2 separate regions of the Mus musculus genome follow, and region 2 is linked to region 1. Evidence: chromatin loops called from intact Hi-C (ENCODE). Cell type or tissue: gastrocnemius. All regions are shown on one strand. Links, peaks and the distances in the headings refer to the core of each region. The heading gives the core; the rest is flanking DNA.

Region 1 (16,662 bases), core at 2,887-10,886:
CCAATGACTATACACCTGAAGAGTATGACTTCTCTCTCAGCGGCTCTCAGCGGCTAGCTTTCAGGAAGGAAACCAGGCCCCATGTTGTGTGCATATACCATCTCTGGGGAGTTCAGTTGGCCCCTTTGTAAAAAGTTGGCCTCCGTTGGACTTATCTGTCTCCTCATGGAGTAACAAGGAGGGTCACAAGACCTTCTCCTGGGTGTCCAGCTGCACCCTACCTCCTGTTATATGCAATTCTGCCTAAACTGAACATGACCTCAGGGAAGGACTAGAGTATGTAGTCAGGGAAGTAGGTTCCAGCTACCCGTCTACTGGCGAGGCCCTCATCCCTGCTGGTTGAGGTGTGGTCTCCAGCTGTGGTCTTTGGGGAAAAGCATCATTCATACCCCTATCTGGTAAGTACCCCCTGACCTGTGTATGCGTTGTCAGGAAGCTCACTGACCTCACCGGTTCCCCCAGAAGGATCTTCCGCAGAATCATACCTCAGTTTATTTGGGAGGAGGTGTAGATTTTGCTTCTGTCTCCTAGGAGGGAATTTTAGCAATGTCCCGGGACACCTCCCCCATCCATGACTGAATGTTGCTGGGGATCCAGTGTTGTGCAGGTCCTGGGCAAATAGCTGCAGTTGTGAGTTCTGATTGCAACGGCCATGCCGTGTGGGTCCACAACCCTCCTCCCCTCCATCCAGTTCTTACGTTCTTTCTGCTCCTCCTCCTATGGTGTTCCCCTGAGCTTTGAAAGGGCGTGATATGATCTGAGACAGTCACACTCAGCACCTCGACCAGCCATGGTCATTTGCATTACCTGTCATTTGCTACAAAAGGAGATTTTTCTGACCAAAACTGAGGACTGTGCCACTCTGTGACTATAAACAAATATTTAGGAGACAACATTTAACTCAACAGTAGTAGGCTCCTCCTGAAGACCTACCGTTTCCCCAGCTATGCATCTTTGACTAGACTCACAGTAACAAGTATAAACTCCCTCCTCTCTCTATCTTTTGTCTGTCTATCTGTCTGTTTGTTTCAGCCTATAGACCAGGATGTAACTCTCAGCTACTGCCCCAGCACTGTGAGTGCATCATACTCTGGAAATATCCCCACCATGCCCCACCACGATGATAATAGACTAATCCTATGAAACTGTAAGCAAGCCCACAATCAAATTCTTTCTTTTAAGAAACAGAGGAGTAAATTCAGTGGGAGGTGGAAAGAGACTGGGAGGGAAGGAGGGAGGGAAATTGTGGTTGGAAGGAAGGAAGGAAGGAAGGAAGGAAGGAAGGAAATGATGTATTTATTTTTAAAAAATCTTAATTTTACAAGAGTTGCTTTGGTTATAGTACCTCTTCATAGCAACAGAACAGTAACTAAGAAGTGTCTAATTCTGGTGGACAACCAATAACAGTGGCAACAACCTGTGTTATTTTAGGAGCCTCTGGAGCCTGCCTGGACAATAATTCATAGGAAAGTATCACATAACAGGCTGTCCTGGTCAGGTTTTTGTTTTTTTTTTTTTTTTTTTGGTTGGTTGGTTGGTTTTGGTCTTGTCAGTTTGACACAGGGTAGAATCGTCTTGGAAAGAGGGACCTGAAGTGAGTCAATGCCTCCTCCATTCATATTGCCTATAGGCAGGCCTGTGGAGGCATTTTCTTTCTTAATGATTGACATGGGAGGACCAAGCCATCTTGAGTGGTGCCACCCTGAGTACTTATTCTGAGGAGTGTAAGAGAGCAGGCTGAGCAAGCCTGTAAGCAGCAGCTACCCATGGCTTCTGCTTCAGCTCCTGCTTCCAGGTCCCGGCCCTGACTTCCCCTCAGGGATGCATATCTGGAAGTGTAAGCTGAAGCAAACTCTTCCTTGCTCAGGTTGCTTTTGGACTTGGTGTTTATCACCGCAACAGAAAGCAAACTAGGGGGCTGGTGAGATGGCTCAGTGGGTTAGAGCACCCGACTGCTCTTCCGAAGGTCTGGAGTTCAAATCCCAGAAACCACATGGTGGCTCACAACCATCTGTAACAAGATCTGACCCCCTCTTCTGGACTGTCTGAAGACAGCTACAATGTACTTACATATAATAAATAAATAAATAAATCTTAAAAAAAAAAAAGAAAGAAAGCAAACTAGGACACTCTGCCCCTGCCCCCTCTATCCTCTTCCCCACTCCCCACCCATCCTTGTAAACCGTTGTAATCTCAGACGGAGACTGTGTGAATAAAACACAACCTAAAGATGCAATCTCCACTGTGCTCACTGGCCTCCATTGTGACAGCTATCACAAACTCCAGTGTTCCAATTACAAAACCATGAACCAAAATTGATCAATCTCTCTCTTGCACACACTCACACACACACACACACACACACACACACACACACACACACACACACGAATGCACGCATATAGATATACACAAGAATGCACACACATCTATGTGCACACATATGCACACACCATCACTCTTGCTTCTGTTTCTCTCTTCTCTGTCCTCTCCCTTTCTTTTCTCTCTTCAGTCCCCCATCTCTCCTGTCACTGTGTAATCCAGACTGGCCTTGAACTCATTATGTAACCCTTTCCCACCTCCAACTTGAAATCCTCCTGCCTCAGCTTCTCAAGTACTGAGATTACAGGCTTGGGCCACCATGCCCAGCTAACCCTTTCTCCTGTTAAGTTGATTGAAGTATTTTGTTATAGTTATAGAAAGTTGTCTAACACAGAAGTGGTCCCTCTTCTTCTATTTTGTAAAAGAGACTATACAGAACTCCTATTAACTCTTTTAAAATACTTTTATTTGTATTAATATTATGTATGTGCCTGTGTGAGTTATATGTACCATGTGTGTACAGGTGCCTTTGGAGGCCAGAGGGGATCCGACCCTTGGAATTACAGGCAATTGTGATGCACCTGATGCAAATGAACCTGGAGATCAAACCTGGTTCCTCCTTTGAACCAGAACAAAGACCAGTATAGCAGAATAATGCACCTTAAGGTGCAGTAGTGCCACAGATACCTTGGCAATAAGCAACAGCTCTCAAACTGGACTTACAACCCACTCAATAAGTGGGAAATCATGCCTGCTACTAGAAACCTAGCCAACTGCCCAAGGCTAGGGACGTCATAGATCATGGAGAAGAATCTCCACCACTCTATTGAACTAGCGTAATCCCCGACTACATTCTAAATATTTATCAGTGTAGTTCTCTTCCCTCATTGAGGAAACTTCTCTTTCTAGATGGCAGATTACATTACAGAAAACTAGAACTGATCAGAATGCAGACATGTAGAGAGCCCAGTCCCAACTGTACATCTACAACCAACACAACCCCTGATCCTAAGACTCGGGGAGTGTGGAAGAGGAAGAGGGGGAAAGATTTTGTGAGCCAGAGAAACAAAAAAGTTTGATGTGAGAATGTGTGTCCTGGAACTGTCGGAGCAGCTACACCCATGAGATCACACAAACATGCATGCCTACATATGTCCTGAACAGGAATAATACCGGGAGAGTTGCTAACGTGGAAGAGAGAAGCTCACCAAGTCCTCAACACTCGAAAGAACTAGAAGCAGCTAAGGAAGACAGAGAGTAGGAGAAACACCCTTTCCAGGAGAGAAAGCACCAACTGCTGATCCAGTATCAGACAGTCAGCCCTGGAAATATATACGCACAAGTAACATTATATGGGCCTGGTAGGTTCTGTTTATGTATTTAGGAATATAGATAGGTGGGTAGATAGATATCTTTGCAAATTTCCGCAAACTCCTAGGTAATTTTCCTGTCTCTACTGCTCGCTTTGCAAAGATGAGCAGAAACAAAAGACATCCTGACCTGAAGGTAGAAGAGGAGAACCCAGCCCTGGAAGTTGTCCTCTGACTTCCACATGTGCAGTGTAGTATATGTATGCTGGCACTCACACACTTACCACACACACACACAACCCATACCACACACACACACACCACACCATGTGAGTGCACACAATAATAAATTCATGATGGCTTCTTTTTTGACCTGTGAGCTATTTAGCCACGTGTTGCTTTGAAAGGTTCAGACATTTTCCTGTTACTGTTTTGTCATTAATTTCTAGCTTGATTCCATTGTCGTTAGAGAACACATTCTGTATAACTTTAATTCTTTCTAATTTGTAAGAGATTTGAGGTTTGACTCATGTGATGGTTAGTGTCGACTTTTAACCTGAAAACTCTTAAAACCAGTTCAGAGATGGTTCTCTGAGCCTGCCTGTGAGGGATTAATCTGGATTAGGTAGGTTGGTGTTGATGTGGGGAGACCCATTTTAGTTGGACCATTCCCAGCAGGAGACCCTGGACCTCTCTAAGATGAAGATAGGGAGCTGAATGTTAGCATGCATGCATGCATGCATGCATCCATTGGGCTTTTCTCATTGTGGATGTGACAGCTGGTGTAAGTTCCTGCTGCCTTGAGTTTCTCTCTGGGAGGGAAACTGTACTGTGAATAATGAGCTAAAATGAAGCCTTACGTTTCCTTGGTAAGGATTTTTTGTATCACAACAAGAAACAAAGGAAGACAACCCCCAGGATGTGGTCAAACTTTGTGGGCGTCTTCAAGCACCTGAAACAAATAAATGTATAGTCTGTTGCTGTTTCATGAGTCAGCTAGAAATCAATCAAGTGCTGCTGGCTGAGGGCAACGCTGAATTCTATACCTCTGCTTAGTCATTCTTCCAAATGATGAGAGGCTAGTGAAATCTTCAGTTTAAGAGAAAAAAGAAAAAGAAAAAGAAAGAAAAAAATTAAAAAAAAAAAAAGAAATCTTCAGTTTGTCCTTTCCAACCCATCAGCCTTTGCTTCATGTATTTTAACAAGTCTATTCTCATGCACGTACCTGTTTAGGACGGCTGTGATCTCTTCGCGATTGGCTCTTTTATCTTTTCACAATGGAAAGGGAACAAGGAGAAAACTCTGAGGGGGTGGGGCATCTCATTGGTGCCAGATGGGAGTGGAAAGCCCTTTGCTATGTTGCCTGTGTTTGAAGAAAGGTAATATTTGCTTTTCTTTTTTTAAAGTTTACTTAGATACATATGTTTTTAAGTATGGCTGAACACATTTTTAAGTAAGGCTTTGAGGAAACAAACTCCCAGGACATAGTATTTGGAAACCTGGTTTAAACTACACTCTGGTAACTACTGACAAGATAGCAAACTCACCCTTTGACCCCACACTTGTAGGACACCAAAGACGTACACACGTGTGAGTGGTGACGTTAAAAGCCAAAGGCTAAAAAAAAGATCTGCATGCCCTTCAGTAGAAGGCTTGTTACATAATTATATGATCCCCAGCGAGGAATAGCAAAATGGCTCTGTTTTTTAAGTTTATTGTGTGTGCATGTAACACATCAGTGAATCTCTCCTCCCACAGTGTGGGTCCTAGGGACCTAGGGATTGAACTCAGAGCATTAGGCTTGGTAGCAAGCACCGTTACCCACTGAGTCATCTTACAGAGACAGCCAATTTATTAACATCAAGCACATTTCAGGGTGTGATACATGAGGAAATAGAAAACAAAGTGTAGAATAATAAGTCCTATGATGCTGTTTGTTTAAAAGAAAAGGGAACAGCAGGGCCTGGTGTCACACACCTGTAATCCCAGCACTTGGCAGGTGAAGGCAGGAGGATCGGGAGTTCAAGGTCACCCTCAGGTATATAACAAACTTGAGGCCAGCCTGGGCTACATGATAGTCTCTTGATTGTGAGGAGGGGTGGAGAAGAAACAGGCAGACAGACAGGGCTTTTCCTATATATACATATGTACCAGGCTGGCTACAAGAGACTACTAATGGGCTGGAGAGATGGCTCAGCGGTTAAGAGCACTGACTGCTCTTACGAAGGTCCTGAGTTCAATTCCCAGCAACTACATGGTAGGTCACAACCATCTGCAATGATATCTTTTTAAAAAAATGAGAGAAAGGTTGCTAGCAATGCCAGGGAGGAGGTGGGACATAGACTCCAATGAAAAACACAGTGACAAATGGCCAAGCTCCAGTGATGCCTGTCAAGCCACTGGGCACCCTGGCCCCTCCACTTGCCCTTTGTACCTCCATTCCTGTGTGCTTTTGCACATTGAGGTCCCTGTGCCAGGGGTGGGGCTAGCAGGATCCTGGCTATTGGCTGAGGGGTGTTCTAGGCTGTCCATTCCGAAGCATCCTCACTTGCCTTCCCATGGCCTGGCCTCTCACTGTGGATTCATTGGTGACAAAACAGAGGAATGGGGTCCAAGTGTTGAGTACGCCTACTTCAGGAGATGGGACTGGACTCTGCCGATCTGAGATGACCCCTCCCAACACTGTTCTATCCCTGTCCAGGTACCTTCATCCCATCCTCCTCTTCAGGCCCCCTCCTATGTGTAAATGTTCTTTGAGTCTGCTTTGAGGCCTCTACTGGCAATGTAGACATCTTCAGTCCTTGAAATAGGACTCTCCATCCTACCTCAGCCTTCCTCTTTCCAGATTGCTGTAGGTGAGTGGCAAGGGTTCCAGGAGCTGCCTTTACAGAGCCAGCCACACATCACTGCCCTTCCATATCCCTACACACTCAGCCACTGGGAAACAAGTTTCCTCATCACCCAAGTGTCCTCTCTGAGCTTCAGCCTGTCTGTCTATAAAATGGGTGTAGATGTAATGGCATGTACAGGGTAAATAAACTTTCACTATATCAAACTTGTCCAATGATGTGTTTGTCGCATTAGCAGAGAAGTCAGAAATGTGTCTAGCTTTGCCAAATGTTCTATCCTTGATGTCCACTTCAGCTTCTGACACAGTGTTTGTGAAATGACAGGTCTTGCCTGCTCCAGCCTCTCAGCTTCAGCACGTGGTCTTGATTGTTTCTAGAGTTAGGAATTCCCTGATCTGAGTCTTTTTCTGGAGCAGAGAGGGAGACAAAGAGGGGGAAGAGGATGGAAGGAGAGGGGAAGGGAGGGAAGGGGGAGGGGAGAAGAGAGAATGGGTGGGGAGAAGAAAGTGGGAGGGAAGAGAGGAGAGGAGAGGTTGAAAAGGGGTCTCCTGTTGTCCAGGCTAGCCTCCAACTTGGTAGGTAGCTGAAGGTGACCTTCACCTCTTCTACAGACCCCTGGGTTCTGGCACTAATAGGCTCATCCAGGATCTACAGCATTCAGATGGTCATAGACGGCTCCACCTCTTCCTCTTCACTTCTTCAAGGACGACCCTGCCCAGGTATGCACTGAGCATTTATAACAAGGAGCTTGGCCCAGTCTGATGATCAGGGTTAGAGTGGGCCTAGAGGGAAGAAAAAAACAAGAAAGCAGGCGGCTGTTAGTTGGGAAGACTTAAAAGTGTCAGCCTCCCTGCCTTCTGCCCCTGGCCAGGGTCTCTAGGAAGGAGGAGCCCAGTCCTAAGGGCAACCTTGTACCTCTGAGGTTAGCCTTAGCCAGGCTGGAGTCGCCTTTCGCTGACTCTGCCAGGCGGGGGCACCCTGCACCCAGCTTTGACTTCAGCCCGAGGTACACTCTGAGCTGAGTTGTATGGCCGGCTCTTCCTGTGAAACAAATGGAGCCTGAAAGAAGGAGGATGGCACTTCCTTATGAGTGATCTTTTAACTTATGAAGGGTTAGCCCAGAGTCAGCCACTGGTTGTGGCACTAGTTACTGAGATACTCATGTCACTGTGTACATCTTTGCTTCACTTTTTTTTTGAGACAGGATCACACTGTGTAGCCCAGCTGTCCTGGAACTGGCTATGGTGTAAAACATGCTGACCTCAAACTCAACAAAGATTTACCTGCCCTCACCTACCTGTCTCTGCCTTTGCTTCCCACATGCTGAGATTAAAGGCAAATACCACCAGATTCCACCATTCTCCACCATTCTAAATGCTTTAATCTGTTTATAAAGTGGATGAGTATTCATACCCATTTACAGATTAAAAACTGAGGCCCACTGTGGCAATTTGTTCATAGTTAGGAACCACCCACAAAACCGGGCATGGTGACATTCACCTTTCATCCCAGCACTCAGAGGGCAGACAGAGACAGGCGAATCTCTGAGTTCCAGGCCAGCCTGGTCTACAGAGTGAATTCTAGGATAGCCAGGGCTACACAGAGAAACCCTGTCTTTAAAAACCAAAATAAATAAATTGTTAAAAAAAATAAAGGAGGCACCCATGCTACTTGACCCCGGAATCCCAGCCACCAGCCCGCTCATCACCCTATTCTCACACCACACACTTCTTTTTTATTTGTTTGTTTTGTTCTGTTTTTCGAGACAGGGTTTCTCTGTATAGCCCTGGCTGTCCTGGAACTCACTCTGTAGACCAGGCTGGCCTTGATCTCAGAAATCTGCCTGCCTCTGCCTCCCGAGTGCTGGGATTAAAGGTGTGCGCCACCACGCCTGGCTTTACACACTTCTTATTGGAAATTGTCAGATGCAAAGATACAAAGACAAAGTCCCTGGTCCCTGAAGCTCCATTAAGCAAACACATGTTTTCACACACAAAAACCAAATACTCATATAAAACTACCTTGCTCACCCATAAACAAGGTTAGGCAAGGATCAGCCTTTACAACAAGCCTATTTGGTTTGCTTTGTTTTGATATGGTTGTGTGTGGTCCGTGTATATGTGTGTGGTGTATGTGTCTGTGCGGCTCTCTGTGTGTGTCCAGTGCCCACATGAAGAGGTCGAAAGGAGATGTTGAGTGTCCTTCTCTATCACTCTCTGCCTTATTGCTTTCATACAGGGTCTTGATGGAATCCCTTCACCCCCTTGTCTGCCTTGGCTGGCTAGCAAACCCTAACCATCCTCTCCACGTTTGCCACTTCCTCTGTAGTTGCTTCTGATTCTCATACATGTATACATGTGTGAGAATACATACATGTGTGTATGCAATCTACACCTATGGTTGATGCTGGCAACCATCATCTCTGCATACTTAAGACTCATATGAGTACCCCAATGCCTCTTTTATTCAATGCCACCAGAGAAAGAACTGATCTGCCGAAGAAATTTCTAGTGAGACTGGCTCTAAAGACCATATAGTTTTGTAGGGTTGGCACATTTTCATAAAAATATATTGTGCACGCCTCCAGCCTCCTTAAGTCCAATAGCTCAAGAGGCTCTGAACTCCTTCAGACCAGAAACAAAGCCTTGGGACACCTTATCACAGCATCCAAGAAAGCCTGGCGAGGACAGCTACCTGTAAGGCTTGTAGAGAGTAGTGGATGGTTACACACAGTTGGGCAGAGGCTATAACATTGAGGTCATAGCTAACTGCTTCTTGACGTTTGGACATAGTTGTCAACTTTTGAAAATTATGGGAACTCAAATGGGGAGTCCAGATTTCCAGCTTCTTCAAAAAAAAAAATTAGATACCTAGGAACTGGGTCTGTGGTGTCCTATAATGGTGGTGGGCAGACAAGACACTACAAAACAAAAACCTTTGATGCTATATAAAGTCTGCAGGCCAACATCAGCCCCACTCTTTTTATGCCAACATGCTCCCTCACCAACGTTCTCTCTGCGGCCTGGGATCATTCTGATGAACGCAGGTTGGCACTCTCATTTGCATAGTGCCAAAGGAGCTCTTTGCCCCTGGACTTGATGTTCCCACATTGCAGAACTTTCTGTGTTGGTAATGATTTGCCTGTCTTCTTGGCTTCCACTCTCTGTTTCCTGCTCCCTTCCTGATAAAGGTGAGCCTGCCCAATCAAGTGTCAAGGTAAGACAAACTAGGAGAGACCGTAAGAGGAATCACTGCTGTTGCCAATTTCCAGAAACTAGGATGATTTCTAGACTTATTCTGGAAATACAGGCAGGGATGGCGTTATAAGCTAAATCATGGCCCCCTAACTAAAAGATGCTTCTAGTGTTTGTAAAGGTGGCCTTACCAGGAAAAAGAACCTAAATTCAATTTCAAATGTATAAATGAAGTTGTATAAACTCTATTAGTGGGACTGAAGAGATGGCTCAGCGGTTAGGAGCACTGATTGCTCTTTTGGAGGTCCTGAGTTCAAGTCCCAGCAACCACATGGTGACTCATAACCATCTCTAATGAGATCTGATGCCCTCTTCTGATGTGTCTGAAGACAGCTGCAGTGTACTTACATATAATAAATAAATAAACAAATCTTTAAAAAAATTAACAATTGGTTATTGATATGACCAGCCATTTACACCCCACCCCAATAATCAAGGCAGAGTCCTATGGATTTTTTTAAATCAGCTCTAGCACAGTTACTGGGGGATCACCCCTAATCAATATTTCTATTCGCTAAACTGGCTACTCTCCAGGTGTATCACCCAAGTTCTTGCTGTTTGAATCTCTCCCTGTGACTTCTGCTCCATCGGCTCGTCTAGGGTCCATCCCATTTGGGCATGAGGTCCTGGCCCATCACATCTAATAGAGACCTCCTGTTCTCTGTCTTCCTCCTCCTACACTCTCCTTGTGCTGCCTTCTCTCCCTCCCTGTCACCTCCCAGCCCTGTAACTCAAACTCCACTTCTCCCTATTCTCCCAGAAATTAGCTATGGTCATTTGTATTTAACCAATAGCTTTAAATTGGGGGGGGCAAGGTTTTTACAGCTAAAGCTGGGGTATGTGGGAATTTGCTAGTCTTGGGGCAACCAGATCTTGGGGTACAGGATTTAGCATTTGAACCAGACTAACCCCGAACACAAATGTCCTTATAAGAGATAAAACAAAAAACAAAAAAAGGGAGAGTCACAGAGACCACACCGTGAAGAAGAAAAAGGCAGGCTGTGAGTTGCACATCCACTAGCCAAAGAATGTCAACTGCATCAGCTACTGCGTGTGTCTTCCTCAGTTCTCTCCAACTTGAGCTTGCTGATTCAGCTAGACAGGCTAGTCAGCAAGCCTTGGAGCCTGTCTGTGTCTGTCTGTATACTGTGTGATATGTGTGTCTGTATACTGTGTGCATGCCTGTTGCCTGCAGAGGTGAAGTAGGGCCATCAGATTTCCTGGAACTCGAGTTAGAGATGATTGTGAGTCTCCATGTGGGTGCTGAAAATTGAACCCAGGTCCTCTAGAAAAGCAACCAGTACTCTTAACTTCTGAGGCATTTCTCCAGCCTGTAACTTTCTGGAGTTTTTTTTGTTTTGTTTTGTTTTTGTTTTTGTTTTTTTCAAATCGTATTTTTAATGATGGTTCTTAAACACTTTAACTTCCCTTGTGGCCCACCACCCTCCAGAGGTAGTGGAAAAGAAAGGATAAGGGGGAAGGGGAGGGGATCTGTTTAAAAAGGTTTTTTGGAGCAACTCCCATCTGTGTTGTCTAGAAATGGGCAGTTCAGTTCACAGGTTAGCAACGACAGCTCGATCCACTTGAAAACACTTCTCGGATACACCAGCAGTCCAGTTGGGTTAGCAGCAGTGGTGGCATGATCTAAGGAGACAGCCAGGCCTCAGCTTCAGCATGGGTCAGCAGGAACACCAGATGTTCTCAGCTGTGCATCTCTCAGGGAAGTGAAGATCAGTGAAAAACACAAGACCCACAAGCATTGCACAGCTAGATGTACCAGCAAGCCAAGCTCTGTCTCCATCCCTCCATTGAGTCCTATTTATACCCTCCAAACATCGTGTGTCCTCTTCGTGCCTTGCCTCAGCACAGGTCTTACCTCAACATATGCATATGTCTAATCAGCCCAAGTCTTTGGAGTTCCGATAAATGGAGCTCAACTACACAATCTGAGGCAGACCAATACATGTGTGTCATTATTAAGGAATCCTTCATCATGTGTCCTTTCACATGTTTGCTTTAGCAGAACATCCTCTCTCCTGTGTCTGCTTCAGTAAAATGTTCCTTCACGAGTCTGCCTTAGTCTTTCACCTGTGTTCATGTCAGGAAAACACTCCTTCACGTGTTTGCCCCAGCAAAACACCATCCAACACAACTGACTCCAAAGAACCCTTAAGTTTCCACTTCACCAGCCCTTTGCCTGGCTTTTCATGTTGGTCCCAGGTCTTCATGCTTGCAGAGCAAGCACTTTACCAACTGAGATCTATCTCCAGGTCCCTTATTACTTTCATATCATTAGGACCAAATACCTGTTAGAAGCAGCTTCAGAAAAGAGAGGTTTCTTTGGTCCACAGTTACAGGGTACATCGTTTGTGGTGTGGGAAGCCCTGCAGATGAATTGCCTCAGGCCACCATAGCAGGATCGTAGGATACAGCTTGTTCAGATCCCAGCAGATCAGAAAGTAAAAAGAACAGGGTTATAACCCTCAAATGCCTGTCCCTGGTGACCCAGCTTTGCCAGCCATGTATCCCATCCAGGTAGTTCTATAATCTCTCAAAAGTGTGCCACCAGCTAGGAACTGGGTCTTAAAATACATGAGCTCATGGGAAACATTTCAGATACAAACAATAACACCAAGGACTGCCAACAGTCACCAGAATTAGCAGAGAGGCTTGGGACAGATTCTCCTTCAGAGGTTCAGAAGGCACCTACACTGCCCACACCTTCATTGTGTACTTCTGGCCTCAAGAAGTATGAAGGACAGCACTCAGGAGGCAGAGGCAGGCAGATTTCTGAGATCGAGGCCAGCCTGGTCTACAGAGTGAGTTCCAGGACAGCCAGGGCTACACAGAGAAACCCTGTCTCGCAAAACCAAAAAAAAAAAGGAAGAAGAAGAAGAAGAAGAAGAAGAAGAAGAAGAAGAAGAAGAAGAAGAAGAAGAAGAAGAAGAAGAAGAAGGAAGAGAAGGAGGAGGAGGAGAAGTATGAAGGAATAAATTGCTGCTGTTTTCAGCCACCAGAGTACCAGAGTTGTGACCTTTATTCAGCAGCCCTAGAAATCTAACCCTGCTGGGAAGTGAGAGAGATGTGGTAGACACGGTGGAAGCTTAGCTGGTGACTGTAGTTACTCTGTCTCCTGTGTTGTCCCCCTGCTGCCACTTCCCAGAGAGAAAGCTAAGGTGATGGGGGCTGCAGCAAGACTTGCTATGTCAGATCAAGCTCTACCCAGGGACTCCAGAGCCTGGGCATGGGTGCGGGTGCTGTCAATCACCCTCAGCAACTGTGAGGAAGTGCTTAAGAACATCGCTCAGAGGATGAGGTAAATCTCCAGGGAAGCGAATCAGCCAGCCTGGTAGCTGGCCTTGGGGTGCACACCTGGTGCCCACTCCACACAGGGTCCTGGGCATCTTATGGTCACTTCTTACAGAGAAAGTGAAGACAGAAACGTGGACTGGAAGACCAAAGAGAAGGAAGTTAGCCTGGAGTGTGTCCTCTGAGGCAAAAGTGGAGACAGAGGGTTGGATCCTACATCCCATTTCCTTTTGTCCCCTATCTATCTGACTCTCACGGTCACGGGCAGTTTTAGATGCAAAGATTGTGTTAATGATTGATATTTCAATTTCCCCTTTTCGAGTAGAGACGAACTGCCAAGTGGAGAAAGGCTAACAAGAGGCTGTGGAGAAGGATCCTGCAAGGTCTTCAGAAGACTGGGATCCTGAAATGCAAACATTGACCTTGAATCTAGGCATCCAGGCAGACGCTCATAGCCTCTGCACAAGGGGCTGGAGCTAGGATCATACGTCATACAGAAGCCAAAGCTGCTGTTTGAGCATACCTGTTTACTTATCTTTCTAGCACATGCTAGCCTGGATGTGAATACATCTTTCGGGAGCCATTTAATCTGCCACGGTCATTTTTCCAGCTCTAAAGCAGAGGTGAATCCTGTGAGGGTGTTTCCACCGTTAGATAAAGGACAGCAGTGTAAACTCCTAGTGTTATTGAATAGAGTGAAGGAAATGATGAATATAAGTTTGTTCCTGCCACATCCATACTTGGTGTTCCATTTTGAGTTATTATTATCAAGAGCAGTCCCATGAAACCCCTCAGTAGAGAGTTTTTTAAAAATTATTTATTTATAGCAGGGCTGTGAAGAAGTGCAGATCAGAGGACAACTTTTCCGTTGCAGGACTTGAACTCAGGTTGTCAGGTTTGTAAGGGGTAAATGCACACATCTTGATGGCCCTGTTTCTGGGACTCTCTGAGCTTCTGTTGAGTACAGAGCCTCTATTAGGCACCATAGGAGAAGGCTAAAAAAAAGCAATAGGCTCAGCATTGCTCTGTTTAGCAAAGGTAGCCATCTGCCTCACTCAAGCAAGGAAACAGGAAACCACCCTGAAAAGGTTGTCTGAGGGCTAAGATGGTGGCACTCTAGGCCAACTCTGCACGTTGATCCCACCTGTGCTCCAGGGTGGGGGATACTCCAGTGTTGGGGATACAAGTCTGAGGGCCCATTAAAAGGTGGCAGCGGGGCTGGAGAGAGATGGCTCAGTGGCTAAGAGCACTGATTGCTCTTTCAGAGGTCCTGAGTTCAATTCCCAACAACCACATGGTGGCTCACAACCATCCGTAATGAGATCTGATGCCCTCTTCTGGTGTGTCTGAAGACAGCTACAGTGTACTTACATATAATAAATAAATAAATCTTAAAAAAAAAAAAAAAGGTGGCAGCTGCTGGGCGTGGTGGCGCACGCCTTTAATCCCAGCACTCGGGAGGCAGAGGCAGGTGGATTTCTGAGTTTGAGGCTCCACAGAGTGAATTCCAGGACAGCGAGGGCTATACAGAGAAACCCTGTCTCAAACAAACAAACAAAACAAAACAAAAAAAAAGAAAGGTGGCAGCTATGCATCCCAGAGCACCCAGAGCTTGGTCCCCAGACCCACCAACCTTTTCTGGATCAGCATACGGTGGCCAAGCTGCACTGCATGACCTCATCCACCCAGAGGGCCAGAGTGCTCTGTGAAACCTGCTCTGGTGGCAAAGGAGATCAAGGAGTTCAAAATCCAGCACTGCAGGCACTGCGGAGATGGCTCTGCAGTTAAGAGCACTGGCTGATCTTCCAAAAGCCCTGGCTTGGGTTCCTAGGCCCTTCATGGTGGCTCACACCATCTGAATCTCTGGGGGATGGGGGTATGATGCCCTCTCCTGACCTCCATTGGCACCAAGCACACAAGTGGTACACATACATACATACATACATACATACATACATACATACATACATACCAAAAGACAAAAACAGGAACAAAAAACAAACATAAAAAACCAATTCATATACATAAAATGTGGGGGATAGGGAGGTGGGTAGGTTCAAGACAGGGTTTCTCAGTGTGACTAGCCCTGGCTATCCTGAACTTGCTTTGTGACCAGGCTGGCCTCAAACTCACAGAGATCCACCTGTCTCTGCCTCCCAAGTGTTGGGTCTAAAGGTGTGCACCACCACACCTGGCTAAAATAAATATTTTTAGATGATATAGTTATTCTTATTTTATATGCGCTGGTGTTTTGCCTACATGTGTGTCTGTGTGAGGGTGTCAGATCCTCTAGAACTGGAGTTATAGACAGCTGTGAGCCACCATGTGGGTGCTGGGAATTGAACCCAGGTCCTCTGGAAGAACAGTTAATGCACTTAACATCTGAGCCATCTCCCCAGCCCCATAAAAATAAATCTTTAAAAAAAAAAAAAAAGCCTTGTACTTTGAGAGTGCCAACTTAGTGCGGCTGCGTGCACCCTGAAACCCGGAAGGAGGAAAACAGTGCAAACAATGTTACCTGTCACCTGTAGGAAAGGATGTAGGATTAACAAGTGTTTGTGTAAAAGTGAGAAGGAAGCCATGGATGGAGAAAAGATACCTACAGCATGTTTATCAGACCAAAAGCTCAAATCCTGTATACATGAGGCTCTCCATAAGGTGACAAGAAAAAGGCAAACACTCGGAAACACTAAAGCTAGAAAGAGTGCCAGAACCAGGTCTTCCAAAACGAGAGAGATCTACGTGGCAGGATTGCTTTATTTTATGGAATTTTTGTTTTGTTTGTGTGTGTGTGTGCACGCTCGCAGGAGACCAAAGAAAGAAATCTATCTTCCACTACCAGTTGTCACTCTATTCTCTTGAGACGTGGTGCCGGGCGTGGTGGCGCACTTTGCTTGGCTCTCTTCCAGTCTGGGGCTCAACTGGCAATCAGTGAGCACCAGAGACCTTCTGGCTCCCCATGCTCCAAACTAGGGTTACAGGAGCACTGGCCACGCCCAGGTTGCTGTTGTTTGGGCTTTGTGAGGCAGCATTGCCCTACAGAGCTCTGCCTGGCTGGGAGCTCATATTCTCCTGTCTCCGGCAGCTGCTTAGCTGGGATGGTAGATGGGCCTCATTTTACCTGACTGCAGCTGCTTTTCACTCTCCAGAAGCAAAGCCGTCCTGACTGTTATCTAGTCCCTCTTCCCATCACAACAGCAGTTCTTTAAGCTCTGTACTATCCAGTGCCCTGCTGCTTCCCTGACTTGACCTCCCCCATTCACTGCCTGCTGCCCTGTGCTCTTCTTATCCCTCCTAAGCCATCTCCTTGGACAATTGTCATCTCATGAGGTTGTCCACACCCTACCTTGGCCTCTCCACTCCTCACCTCCTGACAATCCATGACCTTCACCTTTACTTCAGCCTTTTACTCTGTGGCCACACTTTGGACCTTAACCTCCACAACTCTACTCAGAAGTTTGCTACAAATTGTCTAAAGTCCAGCTGCAGAGGGCTCAGAAATGGAAGGACGTTTTAATCCCTGATTTACAAGAGCCAGTACTTGGCAGGTTCCGGGTCCATTAATTTAGTAGCAGATCTGTAGCTTCCACCACGACCCAGGTTCTTTCTCCATATTCT
Region 2 (16,662 bases), core at 5,139-13,138, 110 kb after region 1:
CTTTTTAGCCAGCTAAGAGTCACACAATTTTAAATTAGTTTTGTCAAGAGTTATAACTCTACTAAGCATGGTGGCACTTGTCTGAATTGTCAGCATTTGGGAGGTGAAACTGGAGGATCAGGAGATGAGGGACATCCTCAGCTCTGCATGGAGTGAGAAGCCAGCCTATGATGTAAGAGCTGTCTTAGCCCCTCCACCCCGAGGAAGGAGTTACAGCTCCTCGTATCTATTAGGATAAAGTCTCTCTTATTAACGTTAATGTATATTACAAGCATTGCAAATGGTTCAGAAAGTTAAGGACATGTTGATAACATAGTACTGAGCATTTAATATATATTACATAAGATTGAAAGAAAATATATTTTTTAATTCAAAGGGAATATATAGCAAATATGGGGTGAGGGGCACATCTACTCTGAGGTTGAAGATGGTTCAGTGGCTTAGAGTGTTTGTTGGTCTTGTAGGGTTTGTGAATTTGTTTCTCAGCACTCACATGAGACAGTTTACAACTGCCTATAACTCCAACTCCAGGGCATCCAGTACCTTCTTAGCTCCACAGTCACCAACACACATGGACATACACATAGAAATAAAAATCTTTAGAAAAATGGTAACTTTGCTAGACATTAACTAACTCTTAGAGAAATGCATAACTAAAGGTGGTCTGACTTGTTGAATTAGCAGGTAATAATATTATTAAATATTGATGAGGAACTCTATCTAGAGTAATGCTGGCAATAGTATTAATTTGTTTCCACCATAAGAATGTGATATGTGTGTGTGTGTGTGTGTGTTAGGTAATTCTATATAGTAGACTTATGAATTAATTTGAAGAAAAACTTTTTGTCTTAAAGTTATTATTTTATTACAAGTAAGTTAAAAGGTAGTTGTATTCCTATGTAAGTTGTTTTTTAATTGAGACTTATTCTGAACATATATTATATTTAAAAGACCTCACTGATACATGTTAGACTTTTAAAGGAAAAAATTTTAGAAACATTGAAGTTCAGTTTGTAAATATGAATTAATGATTTCAGGTAAATCAGAAAGAACTGAGAATGTAGCTCAGTGACACAGCACTCAGTAGCATGTGTAAGACCCTGGATTTGGTCCTCAGTACAAAGAGAAAAGTAGTTTCTCAAGGTAAAAAATCTTATATCCTTTGTACAAGTTTTCTTAAATTAGTGATTTCTTTTCTGTTTTAGCTGGGAACGGCGTGTGGACAATATGGGACGTATTTATTATGTTGATCATTTCACAAGAACCACAACATGGCAGAGGCCAACCTTGGAATCTGTCCGGAACTATGAACAGTGGCAGCTACAGCGTAGTCAGCTTCAGGGAGCAATGCAGCAGTTTAACCAGAGATTCATCTATGGGGTAAGGGCCTGTTGATTTATTGATTAGTATAACTGATAAAAATCTTCAGTGTTGGGCTGGACAGATGGCTCAGAGGTTAAGAGCACTGGCTACCTTCCGGAGATCCTGAGTTCAATTCCCAGCAACTGCGTGGTGACTCATAACCATCATAATGAGATCTAGAACCCTCTTCTGGCATTCAGGTGTACATGCAGGCAGAACACTGTGTAAACAAACAAACAAACAAACAAACAATCTCCAGTGTTTAAACACTGCCTGCGTGCATCGTATGAAGCACTAATGGAAGGAAGGCAGTAGGGTTAGGTAACCCAGGTGCTGCCATCTGTAGATATTGATCTAGTCATAAATTCTGTCTTTCCTACTAAAAAGAGACAGAAAAGGAAAAGAAGTTAGAGCTGTGGAGAAGAAATTAATAAAAACGAACCTAAGCGGGCAGTGGTGGCGCACGCCTTTAATCCCAGCACTTGGGATGCAGGGGCGGTCGGATTTCTGAGTTCGAGGCCAGCTTGGTCTACAGAGTGAGTTCCAGGACAGCCGAGGCTACACAGGGAAAAGAAACCCTGTCTGGAAAGACAAAAAAAAAAACAACAAAAAACAAAAAAACCAACCAACCAAAAATGAACCCAAGCAGTTTGAAAAGAATTCAAACAATTTTAAATGTAACTGCCTATAACTTAATAGAAAAATTGAAAGTTCAAGTCTCAGGGGGCCTAACTTTTTTGTTTGTTTGTTTTGGGGTTTTGTTTTGTTTTTCAAGATAGGGTTTTTCTGTATAGCCCTGGCTGTCCTGGAACTCACTCTGTAGACCAGGCTGACCTTGACTTAACAGAGATTCACCTGCTCCTGCCTCCCAGGTGCTGGGATTAGAGGTGTGCGCCACCACTGCCCTGCTGGGAGGTTAAATTTTCTATGACTGCATAGCGTTGGCAGTGGTTAACGTTTACTGATAAAGTTTCCTGAATAAACTGGTATGCAGCTCAACTAAAGAGCTTAAAGTCCTCGCAGTGTTATATTATACATATATCTACACTGTGTAAGTTTATAAAGTATTTGCTTTACAAAGCTGAATGGATGCTGTTCACCCGTTATCTTTAGCATTCAGGAAGTTGACCATATGGCTCACTTGAGCTCAAGAGTTCAAGGCCAGCCCAGACAACTCCAAGACACTAAGGCACTGCTCAAAAACAAAAGCAAAACCAAACCAAAAACAACAAAAATAACCAGACATGGTAGGTAGTACATGGCTTTAATTCCAGCACTCAGGAGGTGAAAGCGGTTAGATCTTTGACTTCTAGGCTGTTCTGGTCTTTGTTGTGAGTTCCAGGTTAGCCACCATGTCTGGGGTGGGGCAGGGTAGAGTAGAGACAGACAAAAGCAAATAGAACAAAAGCAAGCAAAAAACCAATAACAAAAAGACTTTAGTTTCCTTCAGACTAACAGTGCAAATACAGTGATAAATATATAAAATATATCTGTGCTTTCCTTGCTGTGTGATCTGCTGCTAGGAATTTTATAATTTGAAGTCATAAAGTATCACAGAACTGTCTCTGAGAAAAGTAAAATAGTCCATGTCAAAATAAATAGATTTGGGGCTGGTGAGATTGCTCAGCAGTTAAGAGCACTGACTGCTCTTCCAAAGGTCCTGAGTTCAATTCCCAGCAACCACTTGGTGGCTCACAACCATCCGTTACAAGATATGATGCCCTCTTCTGGTGTGTCTGAAGACAACTACAGTGTACTTACATATAATAAATAAATAAATCTTTTTTTAAAAGTATGTTTATATAAAAAAATAGATTTGTTGCAGTAGTATATAGAACGTAAACCAAAGAAGCCAGTTTGCGGGCCTTGGGGAAGCTGAGCCTTTCCACTGCTGGTTCTTCAGCGTTGTGTGAGCTTTTCTTTATAGTGCACCAGAGGAAAATGGCTCTCCTTTCTTCCTAGACAGTACCTTTCCTCCATTTTCTTACCTGTTTCTTTTGTTTGATTATTTATTTATTTACTTATTGATTGATTGGGGAGCTTTATTTACTTTTATTTTATGTGTCTGAGCACCTGAATGTTTGTCTGTATATCAGATACCACATGCATGCAGTATTATATAGAGTCAGAAGTTCACATCCCCATGCGTCTAGAATTATAGCTAGTTGTGAAGCTGCCATATAGATGCGGGAACAGAACCTAGGTCCTCTGCAAGCCATCTCTCCAGCCTCTGCTGCCTTTTCGTTGTACCTCATCATTAGAATAGTGTCCACTTACTGCTGTGGACAAAGTCATCTTTATCAGAGAGTGTATGGGGGCGTGTCTATTGAGGGGATAGGTAGACTTAGAACGTCTGGGCAGCTGCTTTCCTCATGGCAGCCAACACTATCTCAACTCTTCACACATCTTCTGAGCATGGATGTACATCCTTACTGTCAGGGCTCACTTGGCTTTAGGAACCAAGTGGCATAGAGCATTGCTCATAGGGCACAGAGCCACATACCCCCCATAGCATTTGCCACACAAATTTTATGTGCTTGGAGAGGTGATCACAGTGCTGGCCATGCCTCAACTTGCTCCCATTCTTCATTACCTGTGTCATTCTTGGAGCCCACTGCCATGGGGTAGTGCAGAGCCACTGTTGCTGCTCTTCAGTGGTGTCGTGGCTGCCCTACCTTCGTCACATTGTATTTTGAGACAGGTTGGCCTTCACCTTCAGATCTTCTTGGCTAAGCCTTCTAAACATCTAGAAGCCTCTGCTAATCATCTCTTCTGTTCTGTTTCACATTTTAGTTTCTGTTTTTCTAAGTGTGGCTACTAAACTTGCCTGCTGCTTTCAACCCTAGTTCTCACATGGTTCTCAGATGACTTTGGAGTCAGATACATCTGGTTCCTGGTTCTACAGTTACTTTGAGTAATTTTGAATAAGCTATTTAATCTCACCAGGACTCATTTGCCTTCTTTGTGAAATAGATACTTAATTGCTTTGGTGGCACTTTGTTGTCTTTCTATTCCCTACTCCATCTGTCTCCTGTTTCTCTGTTTTGAGTACTCAGCAAGATTGTTTTCATCCAGCTATCTTACCACTCCAGGTTTTGGTTTTTATAAATGTAATTTGTAGGTAAGAATTTATGTATTTATGTACTATTTTAATTACACATAATTTTAAGTGTTAGATAATACTCCATAGCATTTTCTTTTTTTTTTTGAAAGATTTATTTATTTGTTTTATGTATGTGAGTACACTGTAGCTGTACAGATAGTTGTGAGCCTTCATGTGGGTACTGGGCATTGAATTTTTAGGACCTCTGCTTGCTCTGGTCAACCCTGCTCACTGTGGTCCACCCCACTCGCTCAGTTCCTGCTTGACCCGGCCCAAAGATTGATTTATTATTATACATAAGTACACTGTAGCTGACATCAGACAGCTACACCACCTGAAGAGGGCAGCAGATCTCTTTACGGGTGGTTGTGAGCCACTATGTGGTTGCTGGGATTTGAACTCAGGACCTTCGGAAGAGTAGTCAGTGCTCTTACCCACTGAGCCATCTCGCTAGCTCCACTCCATAGCATTCATATTCGCTCTCTCTCTCTCTCTTTCTCTCTTTTTCTTTTTTGCTATATCTTGAACTAACATTTATTGTTATAATATAGGGTTTTCAAACATATTTTTTAGCCAAAATAAACTATGTTGGTACTATATAAAACTTTTCTAGGGTATGAATTCTGCAAGAATATGTTGTATTGTGTATGCTAGGTAAGTCATACTGGAATTCATACATTAGCTCTGAAATCATGTGCTTATATTGTGAATTATATTTTTTTAATTATTTATTTTTATTCTTTATAGAATCAAGATTTGTTTGCTACATCACAAAACAAAGAATTTGATCCGCTTGGTCCGTTGCCCCCTGGATGGGGTAAGCACATCAGTTTCTTAATTTAGAAAATCTGTTACTTAGAAAACCAGGACTAGAGATGTTTGTCCTGCAAGGGTATAGCTCTGAGTCCAGTCACTAGCATTGCAAAAAAGTGAAAAGAAACAGATTATGAATATAATCATCTGGAAGGAATGCTAAGCTTAGAGAAGAAAGTCATTTTCACAAGTTTATATACTTGTAGGGGCTCCAGTGTCTGTTACCATCACCAAGTACTTGCGGCTGGATGCTCTCTAATGAACAGAAGCTGAAATGGCTTAAGTAGGAAAATCGTTTGCCATGCAAACAGGAGTTGGATTCCTAAGACCAAGGTGAAGAGCCAGGCCTGATAGCACATGACGGCAACCCCATGGAGGTTGAGGACATCAACAGCTCCCTGAAGTTTATTGGTTAACAAGCCTAGTCAAATTGTTGACCTCCAGGTTCAGAGAGAGACAGTCTAAAAAATGAAGGGAAGCCAGGCATGTACATATAAGGGAAGCACACATAATCTACTTTGAAAAATATCCATCATTTCTTTTCTTTAAATCATTTATACTCAAAACATTTTAGTAATAACCCAGAGAGATGATTGGTATATGCCTATAATCTCAGCACAAGGAGTTCTGGGCCAGCCTTGGCTACACACTGAGTTTAAAACCAGCATCAACTTTTGGAAATCCTGATTCAACCAAACAAAACAAACAAAGGCAGGAGATAGTAAAGTGCTTGTTGTGTAAGTGTGGAACTTGAGTTTACTCCCCACTGTCTGTGAAGAAAGATGGGTGTGCTGCCAGGCATTTATACTCCTGAGGAAAGGTATCTGAGAAGGTCCCTAGAGTCTGCTGGCTGGCTAGGCTAGCTCAATCAAATGAGTCCTGGGTCAATGAGAAACTCTTGCTCAAAAAACATAGTAGTGCCTGAGGAAAAAACATATGTGAGGTTGTCCTCTGGGCTCCATATGCATGTGTGTAAATATGCTTATATATGTATATATCTCCACCCACTAGGCATATATACAGCCACCATGAGACAGAACAAAATAGGCCATTTCTCTGAGTGAAGAAGATATATATATATGTTAGTCTGGAGGTGGAGTCTTTTGATGGTTAGGGTAGTGGAATGGTGAGTGTATGGTTGATAGAAAACAAAGCAAAATGCTTTAGAAAAGGAGGTGTGGCCCTTTGGTGTTGAACCTAACCTGTCAGACATTGCATTGCTAGACATAGATTGTATGCTTTGCTTCTACACCTCTTTTATTTGTATATAGTTGAAGGCTACACATTTATACTCCATCTTCTACTTATTTTTTAAGATTTATGTTCATTTTTATTTTATATGTATACATTTTTTTTTTTGCCTGCATATGTATCTGGGTATACTTGGTGCCTACAGAAGAGTGGATCCGCTCAGGAACTTCAGTTACAGGCAGTTGTGAGCTACCACATGGGTTCTGAGAATTGAACTCAGGACCTCTAAAGAGTAGCTAGTGCTCTTAACCACTGAGCCATTTCTCCAGCCCCCACCTTTCATTTTACAGCAGAACTTGGACTCATTTTTATGGTGATGCTTACTAACACACCATTTTTTACTCTTTTGAAGCAGCTATAGGGAAAAAAAATCACCTCTTGATCTCAGAATCTTGAATCGTGGGCTGAGGGAGCTGACGGAGTATCTGAGGTGTAAATTCCCTACCTAGTTCTCATAGACCTTAAGTTCACACCTACTTTCACACACACAAACCCATATGTCATTTGTGTAAAGCTAAATAGCTGAGAAGTTATATGGGCAGGACAATATAAAATAAATCTTTTAGCTTCTTAGAAATTTTTTATTTAAAAATTTAAAAATTTTTTATTGTATTTTTATTTTATGTGGATATGTGGGTCTGTATGTGGACATGTGCACCTAAGTCCAGGTCCCCTCAGAAACCTTAAGTACTCTTGAGTTACAGTTGTGAACTACCTGATGTGGGTGCTGGGAACTGAACTTGGGTCCTCTAGAATAGCATAAGTGCTCTTAAGTGCAAAGATACCACTCCCAGCCCAAAAATAATATTTTATAATCTCACTAAGAAACAGAAAGAACTCTTAAAAGTGTAAGTGGGTATGGCAGGTTGTCTCTGACCCACCAGTTCCCCAAGTAATGAATGACCTGGAGACTTCTATTAATTATGAATGCTTTAGGCCTTAGCTGGCTTGTTCCCAGCTAGCTCATATAACTTAAATAAGCCTATTTATACTAATCTACATTCTGCCATGTGGCTCATTACTTCTCTGTTTCTGGCTGGTGAACACCCTGGCCTGATTCTCCCCCAGAATTCCCAGAAGTCCTGCCTCTCTTCTCCTTTATTAGACCAATCAGGAGGTGACTTAGGCAGGTAAAGGAGGACAGAGACACATCTTTACATCGTGTACAAAAAGATTATCCCAACATCTGGATTAGTGAGGTGGAGGAGAGGCGTTTGCTCAAAAGCTAGAATACACTTTCATGTGTGTGATGTGATATAGACTATTAAAATCAGCAATCACTGAAGGGGCGGATTCAGCTCATTTTGTCTTAGTTTGAGGGGAAAATGACTCCATTAATACTGTGTTTTTCATTTTTTTTTTTTTAATCAAGAGAAGAGAACTGATAGCAACGGCAGAGTGTATTTTGTCAACCACAACACTCGGATTACTCAGTGGGAAGACCCCAGAAGCCAAGGGTAAGAGCTTTAGTGTGTGTGCGACCCCTAGAGGTTATGTACCTTTTGACTCATTTGTGTATTTTCCTCAAAGACCTTAAACGAATTACCTACATACCTTTGAAGAAGAAAAATGATTACTCATAATGTAATTAACCTATAATGTAATTAATCATTACGTGTAATGAAGAGCTTGAGTTTCATGAGTTTCATGGGGCAGGGCCCAGGGACAACTCATCGGTTTTCTTTCTTTCCCACCAATACAGCTACAGAACTGAAAAAAGATTCTGTAGTTGGTGTAGACCCCCCCCTCTCTCTCTCTCGTTGGTGTAGACCTCTCTCTCTCTCTCTCTCTCTCTCTCTCTCTTTCTCTCTCTCTCTCTGTGTGTGTGTGTGTGTGTGTATAGTATATGGTATAGTATTTGTGCATATATGTGCTGGCTCATATATGAAGAGATATTGTCATCACAGGTTTGCTTTTTTAGTGCTTTGATGACAGTATACAATGATCTGACTGAGCTATTTGTCATCCTGTGTGCTAAAGCTAAGACCTTGTTTTTAAAAAAAAAAGAGCACATGCTCAAAGTAATTCTCAGGCCAGGTGCAGCAGCACACGTCTGTAATCCCAGCACTGAGAGACAGAGGGAGTCTGACTGCTCAGCATAGTGAGATACTGCCTCGGAGAGACAGACAGAGAGACACAGACGAGAGAGAGAAACGAGTAATTCCCTGTTTCCGTTTCCACGTATAAGCATACTGTCTTAGAGTTCTGGAGGCTAGGAGTCAGAGATCAAGGTGTCACCAGACTATGCCACCTCTAAAGGTGTGGTCCAGCCTCCTAACAGTGGCTACTCCTGTCTCCTCTGCTTTTCCTTCTTGTTTTGTTTCTGAGTCAAGGTTTCTCTGTGTAGCCCTGGCTACCCTGGAACTCACTCTGTAGACCAGGCTGCCCTCAAACTCAGAGGCATCTGCCTGCCTTTTCCTCAGGTGCTGGAATTAAAGGCGTGGCTGGTTTTTCCTTACAGTTTGTTGGCTTGTGTCAGCAGTATTTTAGTCTTCACATAGTTTTCTTTATATATACTTTTTTGTTCCAATTTCCTCTCTTTATGTAAACAATTATATATATGTATTTTATATTAATAAATTGTTTGTATGTATATGTATGTGTATATACACATACATATACACACACACATACACACTAATTCTCTGTGTGTGTGTGTGTCTCTCTCTCTCCCTAAGGGTAGTATACACCAGTAATTCAAGCATTTAGGAGACTTAAGTGGGAAGATCATGAGTTCCAGGCTAGTCTCAACTACTTAGTGGGCCCCTGTCTGTGAACAGCAGCAGCAGCAGCAGCAACAGAAGCCACTAGAATTACTGAATCATATTCAGTCATATTTTTTATAGAGAAATAATAGAAGGAAGACATATGCAGAGAAGAGTCTGAGAGGATTCCTAATCCTCATTGCTAAAGGAGAGTGAACATGCATTAATGTTCGTAATATGTAAATGTTACAAACCAGGGAAGTCTGTGGACTCCAGTGAGGTGTCCATTTGCCCTCCTGAGTGATCTTTCTTCCACCTCCATACACATTTGAAATAAAACTTAGTGTGGTGTTCCTCCAGAGCATGCAGCTGATAAAATGTGCCCCAGGCCTCTGCTCGTTGTAGGGTGTCCAGGAGTCAAAGCCTCTAGGCAAAGGGGAGCCTTTCTAATGGGCACACCTTTACTAATTAATCACTTTCCAGTAGTGAAGACAAGACCAGCCTTCTCTAGGTGTGAGTAATTCTTCATGATACAAATCTCATGAATATCATTTCAATAGCTTATATTTTTAAGGTATGCTTTGAATTTAAAATACCTGTTTCTAAGTACCACCAAATACCAGTTTTTATACAACTATTACATTAACTTAAATATATTTAATTTCATAAGAAGAATAATGAGGGCTGGAGAGATGGCTCAGTGGTTAAGAGCACCGACTGCTCTTCTGAAGGTTCTGAGTTCAATTCCCAGCAACCACATGGTGGCTCACAACCATCCGTAATGAGACCCGACGCCCTCTTCTGGAGAATCTGAAGACAGCTACAGTGCACTTAGATATAATAATAAATCTTAAAAAAAAAGAAAAGAAGAAGAAGGATACAACACTTTAAGGATAAAAACATTATGATTCCTTAGTGAAGTTGTCTCTGGACTGGACATGCAGCTCAGTGTACAGTGCTTGGGTGACATGTATGAGTTAGTGTTTGACCCCAGCATCCTCGTGTAGATGCTATTTTTTTATTTTACTATTTTATGTTTTTATTACCTCTATTTTCCTTTCTAACCTTTATGCCACCCTAATCCCCTCCAACCCAACACTAGGTAGAAGAGAAAGGAGGTTAGAAGGGAAATGAGATGTAGACCTTTGTTAACTACTTCCTGCTGATTAAGGACGGGGATTCTTAGGGCCAGTCTAGTTTTTTTAGTCAGGGTATCTCCATCTTCATTTGTCTCTTTGCTCAAGATCACTTGACAAACCACAACAGCAGCAACCAGGAGCAGCAGACGGCTGCTGTGGCTCCTCCTCATCCTCATCCTTTTCTTCATCTTTCTTTGGAGCACCTCCAGCCATTCTTGGGACTCTGGTATTTATTCTCTCTCAAAAGTTTCCAGAATTCCAAATGTAAACTATCTGCAGCTGGCAAAACCACACCCTCACTAGTAATGCAAGGCAACTCATAGTCACCTGCTATGAAGCAGCCTCTTTCCTATCCCACACCTGAGATTAAAACAAAAAAATATTCACAGAACATATCTGTTTTTGTTTTGTTTTTTTTTTAAGAAAAAAAATTCTCAAAAAAAAGAAAGAAAGAAAGAAAAAAAACTCTCTTTATATCCTAGGTCAGGGAATGAGGAATCTCTTCCTCTTGTCTTTAAAGATCGAACGGAGCAAGTCACCTTTTTGTAACTTGTTGCTGCTATTGTTTTGTTCCTTTTTGGATCTTGATAAAGTTTTAGAGCTTAACAATCATTTCATGAGACATCACAAATAAAAAAGTCTGTCTAGCTCACTCATTTAAAATACTTCACTTAAAAAGAGGTGCTTATGCCCTTTAATGCATTAATCTATTATTTGAATATCACGGAATACTTCATCAATATTGTTTGCCAGTCTAATTCATTTTGTTTTAAAGACAGCTGGTTATTGAGCTTATCTAGCAACTATAATCACCATAGAAGTGAAATATCTTTTATATTTCTGTAGTCTTCATTGGCATTTCTATTGAATTATATGAATATGACTAAATATTGTTTTTAAAATGTTTTATTAAATTTATTATTCACTGTACATCCCAATATCAGTCCTTCTCCTCCCTGTACCCCCTCACACCAATTCTCCCCCCATTTCTTCCTCCCCTTCTCCTTTGAGAAAAAGGAGCTCCCTCTAGGTCTCACCCTCGTCCTACTCCCCCACCTCACCCCAGCACATCAAGTCACTGCAGGGCTAGGTGAATCCTCTCCCACTGAGACCAGACAAAGCAGCCCAGTTAGAGGAACAGGATCCACAACAGGCAGGCAACAGATTCAGAGACAGCCTCTGCTCCTATTGTTGGGGGACCTGCATGGACACCTAGCTGCTCATCTGCTCCATCTGTGCAGAGGTCCAACCCATGCATGCTCTTTGGTTGGTGGTTCATTCTCTGAGAGCCCCCAAGGGTCCAGGTTAGTTTACTCTGTTGGTCTTCCTGTTGTGTCCCTGTCCTCTTTGGGTCCCTCAATCCTTTCCCCAACTCTTTTATAAGACTCCCCAAGCTCCATCTAATGTTTAGCTATTGGTCTCTGCATCTCTTTCCATTGGCTGCTGGGTTGAGACTCTCAGAGGACAGTTATGCTAGGCTTCTGTCTGCAAACATAACAGAGTATCATTAATAGTGTCAGGGACTGATTCTTGCCTGTGGGATGGGTTTCAATTTGGGGCAGTCATTCCCTCAGTCTCTCTTCCATCTTTATCCTTGCACATCTTGTAGGCAGGACACATCTTTGATTTTGTGGGCAGGTTGGTGTCCTTATCCCTCTACTGGGAGTCCTGTCTGGTACAGGAAGTGGCCACTTCATGCCCATATCCCCCACTGCTAGGAGTCTGAGCTAGAGTCGTCCTGCCCCATAGACTCCCCCTGGAGCCTGCCTCTATCCCAAGTCTCTAGCATGTTCTGAGATCTGCCCCTACCACACACACACCAATTTCCATTCTTTCTCCCCTGCTCTCCCTATATCTGATTCCCCACTCTATCCCCTCTCCCACCTAGTTCCCTCCCTGCATCCACCATTATACCTATTTATTTCCCCTTCTGAGAAAAATTTAACCATCCACCCTTGGGCCTTCCTTTTGGTCTGTTGGTTATAGCATGGTTACCTTGTATTTTATGGCTGATATCCATACCATGCATCTCATTTTGGACTAAACATTCTTAACATTTTAATAGTTTGTCAAATAAATTTGAGGCAGTGTTCTTCTGAATACAGCACTTTGTCCTTTTTTGTACATTTGAGGAAAACAGCAGCCCAAACTAGTAGTGTTTCTCTATAGTGATGATGTTAAATGCCTCCAAATCTCTGCTTTTTATATTTTGTGATGTAAACTTAAGTATTTCCAATGTTTCCTCATCCCAAGCCCATTAGATATGAACCTTGAGGCTTTAAAACCAGGGATGGGAGGGAAGGATGTATATAGCTCAGTTGGGATGGTGTTTGCGTGAGTGAACTCTGGTTTTGATCCATAAGAGCCCCATGGGTGTCACACGCCTATAATTTCAGTGCTAGAGAAGTAGAGACAGGAAGGTCAGAAGTTCAGGGCTGTGCTAGGCTATATAATGAGTCCAGCATACATGAGACCCTATCTCAAATGAAAAGAAAGAGGAAAAAATAAATGAACTGAACACATGGATAAAAGTTCCATTCATTTTACCCAAAAATATGATAGCATTTATGTCTACAATAAATTAGGTTTACTAGAATTCATTTTAATATTTATGCAAATGCATCAAGTATTTGGGCATGTAACAGGTTGTTTGTAGCGGCCACTGTTGATTTATAAGCTACTTTCGGCTCTGACCCTCACTTAACAGTTGCAGAGTGGAAAGTTTTGCCAAGCTACAAGCAGAGGGATGATGATGCCGTGCCAGCAGCCATAGGAAGTCCTGGGAGAGATGGGAATAGAGTGATCATGCTTGAAGACTTCTTTACTTCATTTTCTCAGATAGTCTTATTCTATAGTATTGTCTTGATTGTTTAATATGTTTATATATCTTTTGAGAATTTCATGTCTGCAATGTGTTTGGTCTTATCCATCCCCCTCCTTCCTCCTCCACTTCTCCTCAGTCCATCTCTTTTCTTCAAGACAGAATTTCACTGTGTAGCCCTGGCTGTCTTGGAACTCCCTCTGTAGACCAGGCTGGCCTGGAACTCACAGAAATCTGCCTGCCTCTGCCTCCTGAATTCTGGGAGTAAAGGTGTGCGCACCACTGCCTGGCTTCTCTCCAGTGCATCTTAACTTGATATCCTCGTCTTGGTTTTTTATTTGTTTTTTGGGTTTTTGGAATTCATTATGTAGACCAGGCTGTCCTGGAACTCAGAGTTTCACCTGCCTCTGCCTCCTCAGTGCTGGGGTCAAAAATATGTGCTACCATGCCTGGCTGTTGCTTGCATTTTATGGATAAAGAAACTGAAGGTTAAAGAAGGCTGCCCAGAGTTCCAGGGCAGGTATAAAGATAAACAAAAGAAGTAGGGAAGGATATTTCAAAAAGAATTTTTAAGTTGCTGAAACAGAGAAAACAATTTGTTAATGGGGGAATATTTCACTTGGCCAGTGACAGTTGTGACTTGTTTGGGAAAATGATCAATAGCCATGTGTGTGAAATCTCAGGGTAAAAGAGAAATTGGATTGATGAAATCTGTTTTAGGAGTAAGCTCTGTCTACAGTATCGTATGTAGGCCCAAGTGAGGACCAGGAGCAGCAGAACCATGTGGGCAGCTGCTTGGACAGTGCAGGTGAAGATAGCTAGAGTCAGGGTGGGAATCGAAGATAAGGGATGAGTATCAAGACTGCAAAGGTCTCATGAGTGAACTCAGGTGCCCTGGCTGTTTGAAGTGAGTTATTAAGTAGATGGGAGAACATTAGCCAATAATTCTGTGATGATTCATTTGAATGTTGTTGATGACAATTTTAATGTATGTGTTTGTAGGATGTCCAGCTAGAGATCTCTAGTATACACCTGAAAATACAGGACCATGTATGTTTTCTGAAAGATTTATGGGTATTTTTAGTTTCTGTATTTGGTAAAAAGCAAGTCTTTTTTTTTTTTTTTTTTGAAAGAAAGGCGATTTTATTAAAAAGAAAAACAACAAAAGGGAGATGGGACCAGAGCACAGGTTAGTCCATCCACAGAGCACAGGTTAGTCCATCTGGGCCTTCAGCGTCCTGGTGCTGATCTTGTCTTTCTCAATGACGTGGACGATGACGTCCATGCCCGACATGGCATCCCAGTCCACCGCGTTCAGCATGGCCTGAGAAATAGTTTCAAACAGGTGTTCTGGATCCATGTTGGGCTCCCAGAGAGACTCACACATCCCATACATTTGTTCAGAGCAGGTACCACTGACTACAAAGTCATCAGTCACCATGGGACAGCCAGTGAGGTCCAGAGAGCAAATGAAGAGCTTGAAGGTCTTCGGGTCCAGGCCAGCAATGAAGCAATGACAGGCTCTGTGTAGTAGGGACCGAACCGCTTCTCATACAGGAGGTTGGCCACCATGCTCATGAGGAGGGTGTAAGGCTTGATCTGCCGACATTCTTTCACCTCATACAGGTTCAGTCGGAACTTGAGACGTTGGGCAACTGTCTGGATGTCAGTGGCCCGGCCGGACAGGCCTATGTAGAGCCTGTCACCCATGGGAAAGATCTTCTGGAAGTCCATGGTCACCATCTGGGTCTGGATCCCGAAATGCCTGTCTGCAGCCATGGCCACACAGTTCTTTCCCTTCATGGCCATGACGGCCCCTTCATTATAGGACATAATAGTCATGATTGCGCTGGAGTGGAAGCCCGATCCCCCCGAAGCAAGTCTTAATATCTTTTGTTTTCCTCTGTATTTTGTAGTCAGTTAAATGAAAAGCCCTTACCAGAAGGCTGGGAAATGAGATTCACAGTGGATGGAATTCCATATTTTGTGGACCACAATAGAAGAGCAACTACTTATATAGATCCACGAACGGGAAAATCAGCCTTGTAAGTTTTCTAAACATTATAAATCAAAAGCACAGCTAATTTCTTGGATTTCCACAGAAGATTTCAGTTAATAAAGACAAAGTTGTACTTGAGGTGGGCCCATAGGCACTGTACACTGAATCTTGGTGGTTTTTTTTTTTTTTTTTTTTTTTGCTTGGGGATAGGGAAGAGATTCTCACCTTGTAACCCTGATTGACCTAGAACTCACTCTGTAAACTAGAGTAGCCTTGAACTCACAGAGATCTGCCTACCTTTGCTTCCAATGCCTCTAATATTCTGGGATTGAAGAAATGCACCACCACAATGTAGCATTTGCTTATTTTTTAAATTGAGTTGTTTCTTCTTTTTGAACTATACATGCTCTGTAGCCTGGCGGTATGGCACTCACTCTCTAGGCCATCCTGGTCCTGAGCTTGCAGAGATCACCTGGCTCTGCTTCTGCTGTTTTCAAAGCATTGTCCCAGCATGATCAGCCTAGGAGTCCCTTATACACTGGCATGGCTCACTCAACAGGTTAGGAGAAATGCCTCCTTGTGTGAGCACTGCAGAATATACTTTCACAAGCTAGACTGTATTTTATATACACTCAGCCCAGATGTAGCTTAAGATCATGATGAACAAACACAAGATTAAGTTAAGCATCAGAAAGATGATGAAATCGAGATACACGGACATTTGTAAACCATCTAACATATGTGCCAAGCTCCAAGTTCTGGTTTGCTAGAACAGTAAGTGTTCTTAACCACTGAGCCATCTCTGCAGCCTTCTTTGCTGTTATGTTGATACATGATTTCATATGTTGACCTATCTTATATTCTAACTGTAAATCCCACATGGTATGGAGGATTCAGACATCAATTCTTTAATTCTGCTTAAATACTTTTGCTAATATTTTGTTGAGTTTTATACTTCTGCAAATTAAAAGCGTATGTTTACAGCAGAAACTGAGAAATCAGTCCAATTAGGCACTAATAAAGTTATAGAGATAACTTAGATGTAGAAGTTAATTATAAGTAGATAATGTTATTATTTATTTTAGTTATTATGTTTGGGTACATATAACAAAAAGCCCTACAACAATAATAGCTTATATTCATTATTAGCATATTTCTCTACATTATTTTATAGTAATCTGGGCCAGATAAAAATGCATGCCTATATGACTGTATAACCTGTAAGTCAAGCTCCAGGAGACCGAGTGCCCTCATCTGGCCTCCTCTGGCACACACTCCATCCCCTAGATAACATTAAAACTAACAGTGTGGGGCTGGAGAGATGGCTCAGTAGTTAAAAGCATTGACTGCTCTTCTGAAGGGCCTGAGTTCAAATCCCAGCAACAATATGATGGCTCACAACCACCTGTAATGAGATGACACCCTCTTCTGGAGTGTCTGAAGACAGCTACAAGTGTACTTAGTTAGAT

What was found. A loop is a pair of places that touch in the nucleus more often than their neighbours do. Peaks named below come from ENCODE experiments on the same cell type or tissue, not always from the same donor. Only the 100,000 strongest peaks of a DNase experiment are listed, where the experiment ranks them.
Region 2: it touches region 1 in a loop (3-fold over the local background); 22 of 42 quality-filtered maps call a loop at or near these places.

The regions. Positions count from the first base shown.
Region 1 is chr2:155,075,142-155,091,803 of GRCm38, forward strand. It overlaps Gm45609 (a long non-coding RNA gene), which reads left to right. Exons shown (of 3, transcript XR_001783519.2): 1 at 1-6,333; 2 at 7,093-7,200. Among named protein-coding and RNA genes, the nearest start is that of Gm45609, 9.0 kb to the left of the region's middle. In gastrocnemius, for the core only: a CTCF peak has its summit at 7,439 (motif pointing right); a DNase peak (open chromatin) is centred at 7,446.
Region 2 is chr2:155,184,225-155,200,886 of GRCm38, forward strand. Itch (itchy, E3 ubiquitin protein ligase) reads left to right here. Exons shown (of 25, transcript NM_008395.3): 11 at 1,206-1,380; 12 at 5,213-5,282; 13 at 7,902-7,986; 14 at 15,111-15,239. It also overlaps the pseudogene Gm14227. Among named protein-coding and RNA genes, the nearest start is that of Gm52565, 44 kb to the right of the region's middle. In gastrocnemius, for the core only: a CTCF peak has its summit at 10,031 (motif pointing left); no DNase peak of the experiment used is centred there.